Linked DNA regions of Homo sapiens: region 2 is linked to region 1. The links are chromatin loops, found by intact Hi-C in ENCODE. Cell type or tissue: B cell. All regions are shown on one strand. Each heading gives the region's core, and the rest is flanking DNA. Links, peaks and the distances in the headings are about the cores only. Region 1 has its middle 8.6 kb from the start of MIR3937. Region 2 has its middle 110 kb from the start of ATP6AP2.

Region 1 (2,914 bases), core at 151-2,650:
TCCTACACAAGCCCTGGCCAGCACGGCCGCCTGCATGGAGCAAGCCTTGCTGTTGACAATTCATAATTTAACTTACAAAGAAAGAAGCTATGCACATCCTCCTACCATCTCCCAGCAGGATGCTGTAGGAGGGTAGCCATGAGACCCCACAGAGCACCGCTTCTCAAACTATTGGTGATGAAGGACTAGTTGTTTCTTATTTTTTTGTTTTCCCAATCTGTCATGGACAAATCTTTGATAAAATACAACAAAAATAAATCACTGGAGAAAAAAATGAAAAGTAAAAAGTCCAAAGTTTTAGTATTTGGATTCAACAGATGTAAAATTACTCTGTCATATTGTTATAGAAGTTTCAGAATGCTTATTCTCAGTCTCGGTGCTATCTCGTCATTTATGGGTGACAAATTGTTCTTGAACCTGCCCTGGTCTGTAGACCACTCTTTAAATAGTGCTGTTGCAGAGGACTTCAGAACAGCTTGGCAGAGCCTCCTGCCCCCAGTTAGTTATCCAGCCTGAGGGTTTGGAGGTGGGGATGAGACATGCCTAAAGAGAAGATCTCTGGGCAATGGATTTGGCAGGACAAGAATCCATGGCAACCTTTAGTTGAAACCAAAATTCTACAAATGTTGGTGCTTGTTACACTTTCATTCATGACAACTCCCTGAGGGACCCATATTGCATTTGGTCTTCCTTAAACGGGGAAACCAAGGCTCAGGGCCGTTCTGGGACTTATTCAAGTTCACAAGGAGCTTCCAAAGCCCAGGTCTTCCTCCTCATTTCCAGTACCCTCTTCAACCAACTTCCTCGTTCTGATGGGAGGATGCCATTATCTACACAGGAGCCCCCTGAGGGAGATGTTCTCTTCTGCAAGGGCCCCTCTTCCTTGTGGTTGCTGACAGCTTCTGTGGGCATTGCTCAGATTCCTCCTAACACTCTTATCTGCCTTCCTCATTCCCTCTTTCATGAGGAATGGGATCCCAGTCCCTCCCAAAGGAAGGAGCTGAGCAAGATGCTAAATCACAAAACCTCTTCTTCTTGGCCACAGGAACCAGGAGATCCACCTCAGACATTTCCTCTCGCCCACTGTTGAATTGTACCTTCTGGAATTGAGAAGACATCCGGAACCATGGAGGTCTGGACCCTCTGAGCCCTTACTCCTGAACCCCTCTGTCTGAGCCTGTTTTCCTTATCACACTCAGAAGGGAAGGGGCTGTCCAACCCTGTTTCTCATCTAAGCCATCCACAAGCTCACGCTTGTAGACAGACCACCATCTCCCGGCCTGGCAGCTGTCAGCAACAGAAAAACCTGCTTTAGCCAGTTCCATCTTCGCCAGCAGATGTCACTACAGCCTGACCTCAGGTTACCCAAAATGAGTTCCTAATTTGGGTCATGAAGCTCTAGGAGGACCACGGACAAACACGCACCCAGAAGAGAATCCTTTTGCCCTTTTTCTTTTCTTCTATGGGGCAAACTTACTGACTGCCAGTAAGATGTTTTTTATACTTCTGTTTCACCATCTGTAAAATGGACATTTCCACCATGTTCCCTATCTTCCCTACAGGGATGCTGTGGGATTCTGGAATGCCTATGATGTTCCAGAACTAATTGGTTCCCCTCCTCACAGGACCTCAGTTATTTCCTCAAACAGAGGATAAAATTAGAGCACCTTTATGATAATTGACTTGCCTCGCATTTGCCTTAACAGATACCTGGAACCATCTCCACCTACTTCCGTTTCCATAGTAACAGAAGGGTCAAAAAAAAACTAACAAAATAAGACACCTAAGAGGCATAAACAAAATATGTGATGGTGTGGGAGGCTGTAAAGTTTTTATTGCCACCTGTTTGGGAAGACCTGCATAATTCAGTCGTGCTCCTGGCATTTGTGAGCAAAGCAATCACCCCAAAGTTGTGGCAATAAAGCCTTTATAGCCCCCCATGCTGGCACGCCCGCTTTCTAGGTACAAAGCCCCAGTTTGATAAACTTCCGCTTCTCACATTTGCATAATGGAAATGGACTAGATTTTAAACCCAGGCTGTTGGGAGGCATAACTCGCAGCTCTCCTGGAAGTGAATCACGAGCTTTCCTGGGTGGAGGTAGCTGGAAGAGGCACCGAACCCCACCGATAAGACCACAGGGCAGGGCAGGGGCACCAGAAAAGACCCTCCCCGCTCTCTTGGATGTAAGGCCGGGCCAGGTTTTGGTTGAAGGTCACATTGCTCCTGGGTCAGAGAACTATAACATCAAAGCGCCTTTATGGTAAGCACACTGGCAGAAAGAGCCTGTCTAGGGCAACTTTGGGGCAGAAAGGGTGGTTATAACCCAAGTATGTACGTGATGTTCTTTCCCTTCCGACCCTCCACCCCCATGCTGCTCTCTGGCACCCTCACATTTTCTGGTACCCCCTCCTCCAACCTGCCATCCATTGCCCACTATTCCCACAATTTTTTTGCAAAGTGTGCACATTGCGGATGGGGGGAAGGGGTAGCAGTGGCTGCGCTTGGTGCCTCCCCCTCTCGGGAGATTACTGCAGCCCTGCCGGCGCTCAGTGGTAAAAGTTTGAACGTGTCTGCAGAGCTTAATCAAATGCTAATTCCGTGTGGTGAAAGAATTTGCTGGAATCTGCAAGGGAGCTCCTGGCAGCAAGAAAATGCGTTGATTCACTCCCAAATCTGCTTTGCCCAAGCCGGGTGCGATTTAGACTGTAAAGCTGCATTAAATCACAAAGTGCTGTGTGGATCACACAGCCATCCTTTGTGTCGTTAATGAAGGGAAAAACAGGGCTTTATTCTGAAGCTTTGTGTATAATCAGATGCCATGTTGTAAAGCTCTGGAAAACACACCAGAAATCATAATTGGGAGGAAATAAAAGGGTTAGTCCAAAACAGCATATGATTTAAATAAGAAGGAAA
Region 2 (2,914 bases), core at 315-2,814, 820 kb after region 1:
TTAGATCAGGTTGGGTCCCAACAGGAAGCAGTTAAGATGGTTTGAGAAGTATTCATTTACAAAGGGGCCATCAACAAAGATGTGGGGGTAGGAGAACCACAGGGATAGTACAAGAAGCAGGAGCTGTTATCACCCTAGAGCCAAAGGGAATAGGGGAGGTCGTGGCTACCCCAAACTTAGAAGGGGACAGAGTTGAGTACAGGAGGCCACCTTAAAAGAAATGGGGGCCTTCAGTGGAAGGATCAGTCAGCCCAAGTAGACTTCACAGGGAGGAAGATAGACTAAATGCGTCCCCTCATTCTCCTCTGCCCTCTGATCTCTTGGTGGGGCTTCCCTATTGGCTGGAACTGGCCAACGGGAGCCAAAGGGTGGGGGGCCCTTTGAGATGAGTGCAATGAATGCATAAGGGTCAGCTTCCTGGGGCACAGGGCAGGGAGGAGGGGGTGGAGGGTGGGCCTGGAGGGGAAGATGGAAGATGTCGTGAACATCTACTTCCATATTGGGTCGCACTCTACGGTGTGGACTCCTCTAGGTCAAGCTATTTGGCTCCTTGTTCTTTTTGTTCCCAGTACACAACCTAGCGTACGGCTCATGCTTCCAATCGTGTTTGCTGACACCCTGAATGAATTCCGTCGTGCCTCTTTGTTTCTCTCATTGGCAGTGTAGTGGCAGTTAATGACATTTCGACAGAATGGAACCGAAACACTTCCTTTTTTCTTTTTTTTCTGAGACAGGGTCTGGCTGTATCGCCCAGGCTGGAGTGCAGTGGCACGAATCTCAGCTCACTACAACCTCCACCTCCTGGGCTCAAGTGATCCTCTAACCTCAGACTCTCGAGTAGCTGGGATGCACACTACCATACCCGGCTAATTTTTTTTGGATTTTTTTAGTAGAGACAGGGTTTCGCTTTGGATTTTTTTAGTAGAGACAGGGTTTCGCCATGTTGCTCGGTCTGGTCTCAAACTCCTGGGCTCAAGAGATCTGCTTGCCTCAGCCTCCCAAAGTGCTGGGATTACAAGTGTGCGCCACTGCACTTGGTCTAGAAACACTTCCTAAGGTGAAAGTTTGGAGGGTGGAAGAAGAAAAAGAGAAAGGAACCAGAAATGCCCCAAAGATGAAGGCTGAATGATGCTGGAGCTGTTTCACTTTCTTCTCAGGAAGTGTAAATAATGAGCTGTACTTTCTTCTTCATTCACAGTAGTAATAAAAACACAATAACTGGCATATGCAGTGCTTCCAAGCCGACCAAGTGGTTTATATGCATTACCTCATCGGATCCCCTCAACAGCCCTGTAAGGTACACGATATTGTCATCCCAATCTTATAGACCAGGCTTAGAGAGGTTAAGTGGTTGGTCAGCCAGTGAGTGTTGGTGGAGCCACCACTGGGACTTTGAGTCCATTTCCACTGTCACCACTTGTGCTCTGCTGCCCTCCTGCCAGAACACCTCTCAGGCCTGTTCCTTACTGGGCAGGCTGTCCAGATCGGAACCTCCTCCTTTCAAGAGGCTAAACTAAACAGCTGAGCAGGAACAAGAGCAAACAGGGCAGGAAGAGAGGAGGAGCCCTGCAGAACACAGTGGCCCTTTGTTTTCTGCTGCCACCTCCTGGATCATCAACACCCTTTTGTCCTCTGTTCTCTGCTTCAAATACAGGCTGAGCTGGGGTGGCGGGGGGAATGCCCTTCCTACTCATTGCACAACTATATAATAATCTTGAATATTTTAAATTGAAGTCATTTAAAAAGGAAGGAAATTCTGACACATGTGATTGAAGACATTATGTTAAGTGAAATTAGCTGGTCACAAAAGGACAAATCCTGTATGATTCCACTCATATCATGTACCTAGAGTCATGAAATTCATAGAGACAGAAAGTAGAATGGTAGCTGCCAGGGGCTAGGGGGCGGGCAGAAAAGAGGAGAAGCAGAAGTTATTGTTTAATGGGTACAGAGTTTCAGTTTTGCAAGATGAGAAAAGTTCTGGAGATGGATGGTGCTGATGATTACAAAACAACGTGAGTGTATTTAATGACACTGAACTGTACACTTAGAAATGGTTAAAATAGTAAATTTTACTATATATATATATATGTTTCTTTTTTTTTTTTTCTGAGACAGTCTCACTCTGTTGCCCAGGCTAGAGTACAGTGGTGCAATCACAGCTCACTGCAACCTCTGCTTCCCAGGCTCAAGCAATCCTCCTGCCTCAGCCTCCCAAGTAGCTGGGATTACAGGTGTGCATGACCACACCCAGCTAGTTTTTGTATTTTTAGTAGAGACGGGGTTTCACCATGTTGCCCAGGCTGGTCTTGAACTCCTGACCTCAAGTAATCCTCTGGTCTCGGGCTCCCAAAGTTCTAGGATTATAGGCGTGAGCCACCACACCCAACTCTGCTATATATATTTTACACAATTTTTAAAAAACTGAATTCAGCAAACATTTAATGAGCATCTACTCTGTGCTCTGTACTGGGCATTTAAAACCATAAATCATCAGCCCCACCTTCAAGGATCTGTCAGTCCCATTGGGCAAAGTGACATAAATGTACCCAGCCCTGTGTGAAAAGTGCAACAATGGCAGAGTGCACACGCGACTGAAATAGCACCAAGGAAGAAGAGCCAGTTCTGCAGCAAGGTGTGGGGAGGAGTCATGAATCTTTCCTGAAGGAAGCCACATTTCCAGGAACTGAGATGACTTCACGTGTGTAAAGAGGTTGGGCGGGAAGTGGGGCTGCTGAGGACACACAGAACATTCCAAGCAGAGAAATAGCATGAGGAAAAATATAGAGGTGTGAAACGGCACATCGCTGAGTCTCCTCTCCAACTCCTTGCCTTGATTTGTGGGGATATAACTAAACCCATATCCCCTTATTCTATACGATTGATATGTCTACAGGAGTGTTTCTCAAACCAT

What was found. A loop is a pair of places that touch in the nucleus more often than their neighbours do. Peaks named below come from ENCODE experiments on the same cell type or tissue, not always from the same donor. Only the 100,000 strongest peaks of a DNase experiment are listed, where the experiment ranks them.
Region 2: a loop joins it to region 1, with 32 times the contacts of the local background. A loop is called at or near these places in 3 of 110 quality-filtered maps.

The regions. Positions count from the first base shown.
Region 1 is chrX:39,651,201-39,654,114 of GRCh38, forward strand. No RefSeq gene overlaps it. Among named protein-coding and RNA genes, the nearest start is that of MIR3937, 8.6 kb to the right of the region's middle. RefSeq lists enhancers at 1,771-2,332, 2,333-2,892. In B cell, for the core only: CTCF peaks have their summits at 1,332 (motif pointing right) and 1,534; no DNase peak of the experiment used is centred there.
Region 2 is chrX:40,466,944-40,469,857 of GRCh38, forward strand. No RefSeq gene overlaps it. Among named protein-coding and RNA genes, the nearest start is that of ATP6AP2, 110 kb to the right of the region's middle. RefSeq lists an enhancer at 1,434-1,728. In B cell, for the core only: a CTCF peak has its summit at 1,593 (motif pointing left); a DNase peak (open chromatin) is centred at 1,578.